3 separate regions of the Mus musculus genome follow, and regions 2 and 3 are each linked to region 1. Evidence: chromatin loops called from intact Hi-C (ENCODE). Cell type or tissue: heart. All regions are shown on one strand.

Evidence for each region. Peaks named below come from ENCODE experiments on the same cell type or tissue, not always from the same donor. Only the 100,000 strongest peaks of a DNase experiment are listed, where the experiment ranks them.
Region 2: it touches region 1 in a loop (5-fold over the local background); 1 of 42 quality-filtered maps calls a loop at or near these places.
Region 3: it touches region 1 in a loop (2.1-fold over the local background); 1 of 42 quality-filtered maps calls a loop at or near these places.

The regions. Positions count from the first base shown.
Region 1 is chr14:73,236,550-73,240,549 of GRCm38, forward strand. The region is part of intron 17 of Rb1 (RB transcriptional corepressor 1); the gene reads right to left. Lpar6 (lysophosphatidic acid receptor 6) reads left to right here and starts at 1,342. Exons shown (of 1, transcript NM_175116.4): 1 at 1,342-3,809. The coding sequence starts at 2,052. The coding sequence ends at 3,086. In heart, a CTCF peak has its summit at 1,701; DNase peaks (open chromatin) are centred at 1,452 and 2,082; H3K4me3 peaks cover 3,210 bases; H3K27ac peaks cover 3,208 bases.
Region 2 is chr14:73,324,098-73,328,097 of GRCm38, forward strand. Rb1 (RB transcriptional corepressor 1) reads right to left here and starts at 1,725. Exons shown (of 27, transcript NM_009029.3): 1 at 1,426-1,725. The coding sequence starts at 1,544. In heart, no CTCF peak of the experiment used is centred here; DNase peaks (open chromatin) are centred at 854 and 1,764; H3K4me3 peaks cover 2,500 bases; H3K27ac peaks cover 2,221 bases.
Region 3 is chr14:73,301,397-73,305,396 of GRCm38, forward strand. The region is part of intron 2 of Rb1 (RB transcriptional corepressor 1); the gene reads right to left. Among named protein-coding and RNA genes, the nearest start is that of Rb1, 22 kb to the right of the region's middle. In heart, a CTCF peak has its summit at 1,992; no DNase peak of the experiment used is centred here.

The DNA of each region.
Region 1 (4,000 bases):
GAACTGTAGGTGTACATGCAAGCAAAACACTGTATACATAATAAATCGTTTTTTAAAATGACAATAAGGAAACTTAAAAGTGGATCACTCAAATTTTATATTTTTCCTAAAATAACTATTAACAGAAAAGTTTCTTCATGGAGAAGAAAATGTTATTAAGTGTCCCTTTTTTCATTACTGCACTCAAAGTTCCCATCTTCCAATAGGAACACATTTGCATCTGTTTTCCACACCAAAACCAAAGCAAAGAAGTTCAGACCCTCAATCTTTACCGCCTATAAGACTGTATTATTTGATCATAGATGACTTCCTAATCAAAACAATAAAAAGATTATAATTCACCATCAAAAGTAATCAAATTTAAAAGGTATAGAACACATGATACATGCTCTTAAGTATACATCTTAATATGTAAACTAAGGTGTCTATAGAGAAACTTGCTCTGAAATGCCTTCACTGACCCCAAATGAAGGGTTTCAGCTTCAAATTTAGAGATGAAAGTAGATCTGGAATATACCCCAACACACAGCCAACATGTAAAAGAAACTGAAGGGAGAGACGGAGGAAAGGAGAATAAAATCATGGAAACTACATTTAGACAAACAGTAGAACTGAGATTCTCTGCTGTAAGTTATTTCAATTAACTCAGAAGGGGGGAGCCCGTTTTACAAAGCACACTTTCCCACTATGCTTATATTAAGTTGTGGGCAAAAGACTGACACTGTACTAAAAGTAAAAGTTTTGGAGTACTATTCTCACTACTGAGTTATAATCCTCCGGGGGGGGGGCATACTTAATGTAGTCTTTGGTGTATTAAAATTGAACTAGCTCTAGAAAATTAGTTTCAAAGAAAAATGTTAGAACATTATTTATCAAAAACTAAAGAGATCCAGGATTAAAGCTACTCACAATCATGCCAATTAAGTTAAATGCTGGAGAGCAATTAAAAAACACCAGATACTAAGAGAAGCAGGACTGCCTGCCTCAGTCAAAGGCTTTATATAAACTCTTAAGGTTCTGCCTTCAGGCACAAACAGTTCTTTAATGTGCCACTCATATCGCCTACATTTCAATTTATAAACATATATACACCCATCTGCATTTTATTTCTTTAAAGAAGGCAATATCCCAACTACAAGAGCAATAGAAGAGAAAGAATCTACCTTATGTTTCTTTCTTTCTCTTACTTATTACTAACTAAAGCAAATCAAACCACTTTGGAGAAGTTGTCAGAATCCCCGGAAAGCATTTTGGCATAAAAAGAGTTAACACCCAACTCAGCTGGGCAGCCAGTGACCATTTGCAAGCCTCCTAGGTACATTCCCAGCAGACACATTATCAGATTAAAGGAACTGCAAACAACTGGGTTGAAGCCTTCCTTTGTCCAAACCCAGCCTCTTCTTCCTGTGATGTCATATTACAAATCTGGGAAGGCTTTCTTGCTCACTTCAGAGACAGCCCATCTCACAATACAGCTGGCAACCTCCGAAAGGCCTCTCCATTCAGCAAGCGCGAACATGCTTAGGAATTTATCTGGGATCCCTTAAACGACTGCCTATCGCCGTCCGGAATCAATGTAGAAATACAAAGTTTGAGAATAAAAAGAAGGAAGAAGTACCCGAGGACGACGGGCGGACGGACGCACGGCGAGTGTTTGTGACTGAAGTAAAGCTGGTTTGGACCCTGGCGGCTGAAGCACAAGTTTCCACGCGGACTGGTCTGGTCCGACTTGGAACAGTTTTTCCTTACACTTTCAGCTTTATGGGTTGGCTTCCTTGACTGCATTTTCTGTCAGTTAACTAAACTCCAGACTCATGGATTTTCTCGACCAGAAAATCAGACTATTTTCCTGAATAATCTACTAGAAACTTTTACGGAACACATTTCATGTTTCCTTTGAAGAGTTAAGAGAAGAAAGTATTTGTAAGAACAGGAAAAGAAACAAATACTTTGCAAATAAACTGGCTGCTGCTGTGACCACATCTGAATAGCAAAGGCGATCGATCAAGCGCTGCGGACAAAAGGCCTCCTGTAAGCTGCACTGCCTGACAATGGTAAGCTCCAATGGCTCCCAGTGCCCTTATGACGACTCCTTTAAGTACACTCTGTACGGGTGCATGTTCAGCATGGTCTTCGTGCTTGGGCTGATATCCAACTGTGTTGCGATATACATTTTCATCTGTGCCCTCAAAGTGAGAAATGAAACTACAACGTACATGATTAACCTGGCAATGTCAGATTTACTTTTCGTCTTTACTTTGCCATTTCGGATTTTTTACTTTGCAACACGGAATTGGCCATTTGGAGATCTACTCTGTAAGATTTCAGTAATGCTGTTTTACACCAATATGTATGGAAGCATTCTGTTCTTAACCTGTATCAGTGTAGATCGATTTCTGGCAATTGTCTACCCATTTAAGTCAAAGACTTTAAGAACGAAACGAAATGCAAAGATCGTTTGCATTGCTGTGTGGTTCACAGTGATGGGAGGAAGTGCGCCTGCAGTTTTCTTTCAGTCGACCCACTCTCAGGGGAACAATACCTCAGAAGCCTGCTTTGAGAACTTTCCAGCGGCCACATGGAAAACTTATCTCTCCAGGATTGTGATTTTCATTGAAATAGTGGGCTTTTTTATCCCTCTCATTTTGAACGTAACTTGTTCTAGTATGGTGCTAAGAACTTTAAATAAACCTGTTACATTAAGTAGAAGCAAAATGAACAAAACTAAGGTTTTAAAAATGATTTTTGTCCACTTGGTCATCTTCTGTTTCTGTTTTGTGCCCTACAACATCAACCTCATTTTGTACTCGCTCATGAGGACACAGACCTTTGTTAACTGCTCTGTGGTGGCGGCAGTGAGGACCATGTACCCGATCACTCTCTGCATCGCTGTTTCCAACTGCTGCTTTGACCCTATTGTTTACTACTTCACCTCAGACACAATTCAGAACTCAATAAAAATGAAAAACTGGTCGGTTAGAAGAAGTGACTCCAGGTTCTCTGAAGTTCAGGGCACTGAGAATTTTATCCAACACAACCTACAGACCTTAAAAAATAAGATATTTGATAATGAATCTGCAATATAAGCTGCCTGACTAAGCCACTGGGACTGCTCCGTGTTCAACTGTGAAAACTGTGTTCTTGGGAACTATCTCTCCGGCTCCAACAGAAAATATTTTTAAAGGAAGTTTGTGTCTGATGTGTTAAACATTAAAATATATTCTATTCTTGTATGCACGCCATTTTACTTTCTTGAACCACTTTAACGTGTTTTTTCCTCATTAAAAAAAAAAAACTCCATAAAGTTAAGGTCTAAAAGCAATTATGATTTAAATAATGTGATATATCTGTACGTTTAAAATTTTGTATATCATGAAATGATTTAATCAGAAATCTGTTAAATGGTTTTATACTGAACCGAGATGTTGTTTACGGAATAGTTTACTAAGTAGATTTCACTTATATTTTATTTTAGATTAAAAGTACTTATCATGCCTTAAACTGTAAACAGTGAAGAAAACCAGTTTGAACTAGTCACACAGTTTTAGAGCATTTCCTCCAAGAGACTACTGCAGTTTTCTGCATGACATTTTATCTTTTTAGGCAACTCATAAAAAAGAAAAGGTATCTAACTATATAGTATATTTTGAAATTACTATTTTGATTTATATTCTGGCTGCAACACCCAATTTCAAAATGATATATAGTATAAAAACTTAGCATAAAGAAACTAATGAAATGTTATCTTGCTAGGTAAATTATTTTGAAAGTACAATAAAAACCTTGTATTTTCAAGAATGTTGGTCTAGAAATCACCAGGACAGTGAAGTGCCTGAGTTTTTAGAATGTGATACATAGCTAAGATTTTTTTTTTTACTTCTTTTCCTCTCTCACTTTAGATCAACTACAGAGTGCCTGAAAATGTTATTTCAAGTGGAAAAAAAACCTTTAAAAATGTTAAACGTATAAAGTAAAGACATAGTTCTTTACATAGAGAGCA
Region 2 (4,000 bases), 88 kb after region 1:
GTTAAGAGTCTGGGTCTCACAAAGAGCCTTGATTGATGCTCAATGAGAAGAAAGGAGCTTGATAGCCCATCAGGGCTACAATCCCAGAACTTGGGAGGCAGAGGCAGTAAAACAGAGAGCTTAAGGCAAGCCTGGGTTACAGAGTCAGAGTAATTAAAAACAACAAAAACACCCCCTCCCAAAAAAACAAAAACAACAACAACAACAAAAACTCGAGAACTTAATGATGGGCTAGAAATTGAAGGACCGTGAGAGACAAAAACAACTCCCATCTACAATGGATCTATACTCTCAAAACTAGTGCTGACAATAACAACAATCATATTGTTTCAATTTCTGTTACTTAATCACACAGTAGCACAGTCAAGAAAAAAAATGTTGAAATACAATAAATATCTCTCTGTTGTTCTTATTGGATCCACATGAACTTAAGTTTAGATTCCACTTAATAAATGGAGAGAAAAGTTCTTTGAGAGAACACAGTACCAAACACAAGACCAAAAAAGAAAAAAGGGAGGGGGAGGCACCAGAATCCGTGAATGCTCAAAGGCAAAAGGCAAGAAATAATGAAGCATGCTGCGGGCCAATCAGCACGCAAGAAGAGTTCTACCCTGAAAAAAAAGGGGAACAAAGTTTAGAAACTTCCAAGCCCTTGCATTTAAATGTCTCCTGAAACTTTTGCCCACATACCAGTTCTTCTAAGAGTTCTGCTCCATCAGTCTCCACAGATGGCTTTAAATCCCCCCGGGCCTCAAAGCATTGTTCTAAAGAAACCCCCACAAAGCCCGGGAGCTGAGGACCCCGTGAGCAATTGACACCCACGACCCTGCGCTTTGCCTACAAGGCTTTTCTTGGCCTCTCCCAGGACCAAGCTGCCGATGCAGCGCAAGCTCAGAGAGGGCAAGGCTCCCAACTGTTGCATCGCAGGACGACTGCAAAAGAGAAAGTCAACCCACCCCGGGGGTGCTTCGGATCTCCACGGAGAAAAAAGGGAGGAAGAAAGAAAACAAACACCGGTCGAGTTTTTTTTTTCTTTTTTTAAATATTTATTTCAATTGTTTTTGCATCTGACCGGGGCTCTCCGGGACCCGCCGGCTCCGCGCCTGGGCGTCGCTGGAGTAGAGCCTGCACCTGTCACTTCGCTCGGGAGCAGGAGCCCCACCCGCCCGACACCTGTCAAGCCGCAGCCCAGACCCCTTCGGGATGCCCTCCCCGTCGCCCGCGAGCCCGGGACCGTGTCAGCGCGCCGCCGCCACCCCCGCAGAGATGGGGGACCAAGGGGACCCCGGAGACCCGGGGCGCCGCTCCTACCGCCAGCCCGGCCCCGCCGAGATGCGCCCGCCCGGCGTCCCCGCCGGGATGCACCCGGCGTCCCCGCTCCCTTCCCTTCCCTTCTCTCCGGCCCGCGGCGGCCGCGCTCCTCACCTGGCCAGGGGCAGCTCTTCGGGGCCGCTGTCCTGCGCGGGGTCGTCCTCCCGAGGCGGCGGCGGCGGCGGTGGCGGGGGCTCGGCGGCCGCGGCTCTGCGCGGGGCTTTGGGCGGCATGACGCGCAGCGCGGGCCGGCGCGAGCAGCCGAGGGAGGCGCGCGGGGAGGCGGGCGGGCGCGCGCGCACGCCGGGCACGCCCCGTCCTCACCCGACTCCCGTTACAAAAATAATGGGAACGTCCCCCGAGGAAAACCGGACGCGCCCGGCAACCGAGCGCCCGGGCCAACCGCGGGAAAACGTCACTTCCGCCCGCGGCGTCACGTCCGCGAGGCTCGCGGGCCGCGGGCGTCAGTGGGGAACCGGGGCGGCGGTGGCGGCGGCGGCGGGCAAGGGCGAGGGCGAGGGCGAGGGCGCGGGCGGGAAGCCGCGGGGAAGCCGCGCCTGCCCGGGCCTGTCTCCGCCCGCGTCGTCCCCGTGGGCGGCGCCAGCCGAGGCGGGGCCGGCCCGCTGCGAGGAGCCGCGGCCTCTGGGAGAACGCTGGACAGGGCGCGCCCCTCGCCCGGCCCGCGCGGCCGGCAAAACAAAAACAAACGTGCCGGGCCAGTGGGAGGTGGGCTCGGCCCGGGTGGGCGGTCCAGGGTGGGGCCATTGGTGGCCTTCTGGAGACAAGGGAAGATGGGCGATGCACGCACAGACTATAGTCTTTTGATGGGGAAACAGGAGGCGCGGTCCGAGCGGGACAGATCTTAGCGGGAAAGTAGCTTTTGAAAACCAGTTTGCCAGGCGGACCCGACTTTGAAAAATCGCTTACAAACGCGTTTGAGACGAAAGCAGAAAACCAGTTGGCCGTGTTCATGCGCACGATCCGGCCTCCTTTCATAATGGTTTCTCCGAGACAGCCGGTCAAACTGGGAAGGTCGGCATTCCACTTTTGCGGGTTGGAAGTGGGGAGTTCGGGGAGCCAATTTGCCCGCGTCACATAGCAGGTCCCTGGCAGAGGACTCGAACCCAAGTAATATTTGTCTGACCATGTCGCCGACGCACAGACACCGGAAAAGAGCATACTTTATACTAGAACTACCTACCGCCACCAAAAGCTGGCTCAGCAATGGTAGCTTTTCTAGTTACGTTTTACCTGTCAGTCAACATAATTTTCTCCCTTTGTCAGTCCTTATTCATACAACTCACTAATTGAAGTGCTGTGAATAAAATACAGTTGTTGTTCTGGTGTAAACTATCTTGGAACAGCTGAGCAAGGACTGAGGAATCGAGAACTTAATTGGGTAGGTTGCAAGCCTGGGCTTATTTTCTGCCTTGATGTCAGATGAGTGAAGGATACATGGGCCTCCTTCAATTTTCAGACTTGCCTAACTTCAGAAGCCTTCTAGAGACCAAATGTTTGTCAGGAGGTAGAGCCCCAGGCCCTGATGCAGCCACGGAGAATGAATGGAATTAAAATAGCACTTGAGTTCACTTTGTCCCAGATTTAGGCAAGAGCTCAGGCTACATACAGTCTAGGTTTGGTGAAGATAAAAGATAGACTGTGGGAGCCTGATCAAATAATATACAGAAATGATACAGTCCTGCCTCATAATTATCAGAGAATGTGACACTTGGCCAATTGATGCCACCTTGGTATTTGTGGCAAGCTACTCTTAAGTTTGAGACAGAATGGCAAAGGAACTTGGGTCCTCAGACGCGTAACAGAGCTGGTGACCGGTCATCTCTGCTGGTACTGACCTCAAATCAGCTGATGGTCAGCTATTTGTGTCAGAAGTCATTGTAACATGTTTCCCCCATAAGCCCCTTTCAACACACAGATCAAAGTTGAGCCTGACCTGGTAGCTCAGGCCCATAATGCTCAGAGCCTAAGGCAAGAAAATCCCAAGTTTAAGACAGGCTTTGGCTATAGAGTGAGTTGAACTCCAACCCGGGCAACTTAGTAAGACTCTGTTTTATAATAAAAAGTGAAAAGTCTGGGATATAACTTAATAGTAAAATGCTTACCTAGCATGTGAGGAACAGTGATTCCAATACTCAGGGACAAAGAGAGAGAGGCAGAGGCAGAGACAGAGAGAGACATCATTACAGCCTTAGAATCTAATAAGGCATTGGCCACATGAGAACACAGGACAGCCAAGGAAAGGCTGGGGACTTACATTAGCTCTGCATGTGTAGATATGACTTGTTTTATTTGAACCTAGTTCATCAATACGATTGCAAATGAGTTTTTTTTTTTCAATTCTTGATCATGAATGTAAAAACCTGTTTCAAAAAATAAATAAATAAATGGGGCAGCGCTGGGAATGTAGCCCAGGAGAGGGGGTGTGTGCGGAGGGGATTTGGTGGTGAAGGAGAAATGGAGGCAGGGAAGGAATTTGAAAAGGCATTTAAAGTGTTTGTGTTTCTGGTAGTTTGCCACCTGGCTATTGGACACCTCCTTCCTCAGACTCTCGAGGTCTTCAGGTGGTCTGCAGCGTGTGTGGGGCTGTTGGGTGGGATGGCTGTGCTCTTGTCATATGCCAGGGAAACTTTAAGGTGAGTTTGACCCTCGCTACTCAGAATAAGTAGAA
Region 3 (4,000 bases), 65 kb after region 1:
TCTAAGTACTATGAGACAGAAAATTCTTTAAATTCATATTTGTTGGCAATCCACATCACGCTGGTAAAGGTTTGAGTACAACGTGGCAGAAACTGGTCCTCTCCATTCACCATGTGGGATCCAGGGATCCAACTGCGGGTATCAGGTTTGGCAACCTTCACCCACTGAGCCACCTCCCAAACCCTGTAAGTGAAGTGTCACAAACAGATAGCCAGTTGGTCCAGCTTCAAGGTTGAAAAGAACAGGCTCCCTCTACCGAATTACCTTTGCGCCTCGCTAGAAAATGAACGGACAACGCATGTGTCCTCGTGCCAGTGTCCATGCCGCCCTCATCTACGGATCACTGGTCTTTTTGCACCAATACCACAAGGTCTCCATTAGTATAGCTTTAAAGGTTCTGGATATTTTTAATGGAGTTTGAGTCAAGATTTTTCTGTCAGCTTCCCCAGAAATGCTATACTTTAAACTCATAGTTTTAATTTCTATTTTAATGCTATGGCTGAAGAGTCGCACTAAGTTTTTCTCCTTCAACCTACCACTGTGAGCCTTTTTTCCTTACTTCTAAAGTCCTCTAATATCCTTGTGCTCTTTCCTGTATCTCTGTGTTTAACTCCTACCCGTTGCTATCCTTCCTTTAATAAGCACCCCGCCCACTCCCACAGCCCTGCCATTATCTGCAAACAGAGGGTCCGCCTCTCTTGCTACTTTGTAGCACAGTGGCTCTGGGTAGCTACAGGATTTATTTCCAATCCAATTTACAACTAAATTGAAAACAGGTTTGTTTTTGTTTATTTGTTTTGCTGTAATTGCATAAACCTTTTTATAAAGAACTTGCAAATAAAATGTTTTTCTTAAAAATTATAAAAGGAAGGCTGGAAGAATAGATCAGAGGTCGTCCAAAGTGTACATTACTTGGTTAGACAATTCAAAATCGGTTCCTGGCACATCATCAGGGGGCTCACAACTGTTGATCTGACTGGCACCTGGGATCTACAGCTTGCATGAGCACCTCCACTCCTGTGCATGTACACACAAGTACACATAATTTTTTAAAAAGCTTAAAAATTATTAAAGGGAGTCCAAAACAGCACTTAAAATTATTTACAAAAAAGTAACTATTTCTCAGTGAAATCACACACAAAAAGGTAAAACTTGTGGAGGAAGTGTGTGGAGGAAGTGGACTTTGCAAAACTGGAAAAAAAATCTTACCTTTCAAAAACCAGATTCAGCAAATGTCAAATCTTAGAATAATGTCAACTGAACAATACGCTGCCATGATGTTTTGAGACATTCAGTTGTACAGCTAAGAATCCACCCAGTGAAAATAACTGGGGAGCTGGGACAAGATCCTTGTAACAGATGTTCTAATAGCTACTTACATACCCCATAACAGTGGGGTGTCTAAATATCTTAAAATAGAATGGCTAAACAATGCTATAGCTGAATTATGGGGTTACACAAAATCCTAAGACATTTTCAAAGACCAGAACAAGCACATGGGAAATGCCCAAGGTACAATGTTTAAGTGAGAGAAAAAAATCTACAAAATTATTTGTATTTCTTGATTCCAATTTTGTAAAAAAAAAAAAATAAACAAAAAGTTAAGGAAAGGATTATAATATATCTAAAGTGGGTTCTTATTTCTAGAGCTATTAGGATCATAATCAACTTTCATTTTCTTCATTAATTCAAGATATATATTCCTAATTAAAATCAACTGCAACAAAGAAGATGCAACAGTAAAAACTGCTAAATTTATGAAAAGCAGGATAGAAAAGTCAGAAATATGATAAAATTATTAAAATATCAAAACTTCAATTATATATTAACAGTTTAAATCAAAATATACAGCCAACACTTTACATGGCTATCTGCTATGTGATTTAATGTTCCTCTGAACCACCTTAAAGACAACCCCAAATCAGTGACAATTTATTTGAGCTTGCTTTTTGACAATGTTCTCACTTACCAAAGAGCTCCACCAAGTGGTGACAGTAAGTATCACTGCAGTGTGAAAAACCTAACAACTAAAGCTAGCTGAACATAAATCTCAGCTGTAATTTCACAAGGTAAAAAAGTCTTATGAGATTGGCAGCAGGAAAAGACGCTCTTGTCCAAAGCCGATCCTTTGACTTTTATATCCAGAGCTCCCATGTGCCATGACATGCGTGTGGAAATTGTCCTCTGACCTCCACACTCAGGTCATAGCACGTATGCCCCTTCACACGCACAATAAGTAAAATGTAATGAAAGTAAACTACTAGCACATATATGGAAATATGTACTCTTCCAGGCAAGAATAGCAAGGTTGCATTAAGCATTGGGTGTGCAATAGAAAGTCTTGAAACAGGAGAGCTACTTCTTTCTATGCTTGGGTTTCCTCTTCACCTAGGTTTTATATATGAACAAAAGAAATACGATACTAATATGTCAGGAAACTCATCCTACTTATACAGCCTGAGCTGGCAGCAGTCAGTATTTAAGGCATTCTTGACTATGCACAGAAGATGCAGGAGTGGCAGAGTCACAAAGGAAGGTAAAGGCTAACCCACTTCACTCAATCACAGTCTTTTGGCTTGTTTTTAAGTTTTTGAGACAGGATTTTTCTGTGTAGCCCTGGCTATCCTGGAACTTGGTCTGTAGAGCAGGCTGACCTCCAACTCAAAAGATTGGTCTGTCTCTGCCTCCTGAGTGCTGGGATCAAAGGTGTGTGCCACCATACCTAGCCAGCTGCAGCTTTTGTTTTTGTGTTTTTAAATTTATTTATCTTAGTCTTAGTCTATGTGCATTGGTATTTTGATTGTAAGGATGTCTGTGTGAGGGAATAAGATGCCCTGGGACAGGAGGTGCAGACAGCTGTGAGCTGCCATGTGGGTGCTGGGAATTGATACCTGGTCCTCTGGAAGAGCAGCGTGCTCTTAACCACTGAGCCATCTCACCAGCCCGCCAATCAGTTTTAACAAGACACACTGGGGTAGAGAGCAGGTGAGTTAACCATCTAGTTGCATGGTAGATTTGAGTGTGGAGTTAGCTCTACTCCAGGAAAACATGGATCTGGAAAGTTCAGGCTTACCTGACCCTATGATGAACAACCAAGATTCCTTCCTTAAAGACTGGATACAGATCTCAGTGTTACAGCTCTTCCTTGTCTGTGTCTGACTTGCTTGCTTATTTTTACCTCCATCTCAACAAATTTATAAGTGTCTTGAAAACAGAAAATTCTAATTTCTATTATACCCCCCCAGAGTCTAATACACTACTCAGCACTAAAATGACACTAAATGCAAATATTTTAAAGTTATAACAACGTCTATGCCTTAACATAGGATATAGTAGCTTTCAGATTTTCCTTTTTTTTTTCCTTTTCCCTTAACATAATCAGAAAAGCAAGTAGCAATAGAATCGCCCAAGAAAAAGACTGTTGATTCTACCCTGGTTTCTTTAGATCTCATCCACATTCTAATAGCAAATCAATTAATTGCTTATCCAAATAATTCAAAGAAATGACTGACAGGCCTCATTTTCTATACAGGGTACATAACTGGCCTAGAATTTAGCTCCTAACATTCACTCATGATTTAAAAAATATCTAGCAAACTATAAATTAAGAGGTATTTCCTCAACTTAATAAAGACTATCCTCAGAATACCAGCTGTTAAATCAATAATGACCAAGCTACACTCTATAGAACTACAGAGGTTACGTACAAGGTAAGGAATTAAGGGAGAGATGGATAGACCTCCCTAGGAAAGGGAAACATTATCATTATGGGGGGGGGGTGGGCAGGACCAGGAGGATCAAATGTAGAGGGAGATGAAGGAAGGAATGTGGAGAGAAACAACCAAAATTAAGGGCTATTTGAGAGATAGTATAGAAACCTAATACAGTAGAAGCTCCCTAAAATATATACATATACGAAGGTGATTTAAATAAAATCACCAAGTAATGAGGGAGACAGATCCCCAAGTGGACATCCTCTGTCACCAAATGAATCTTCCAG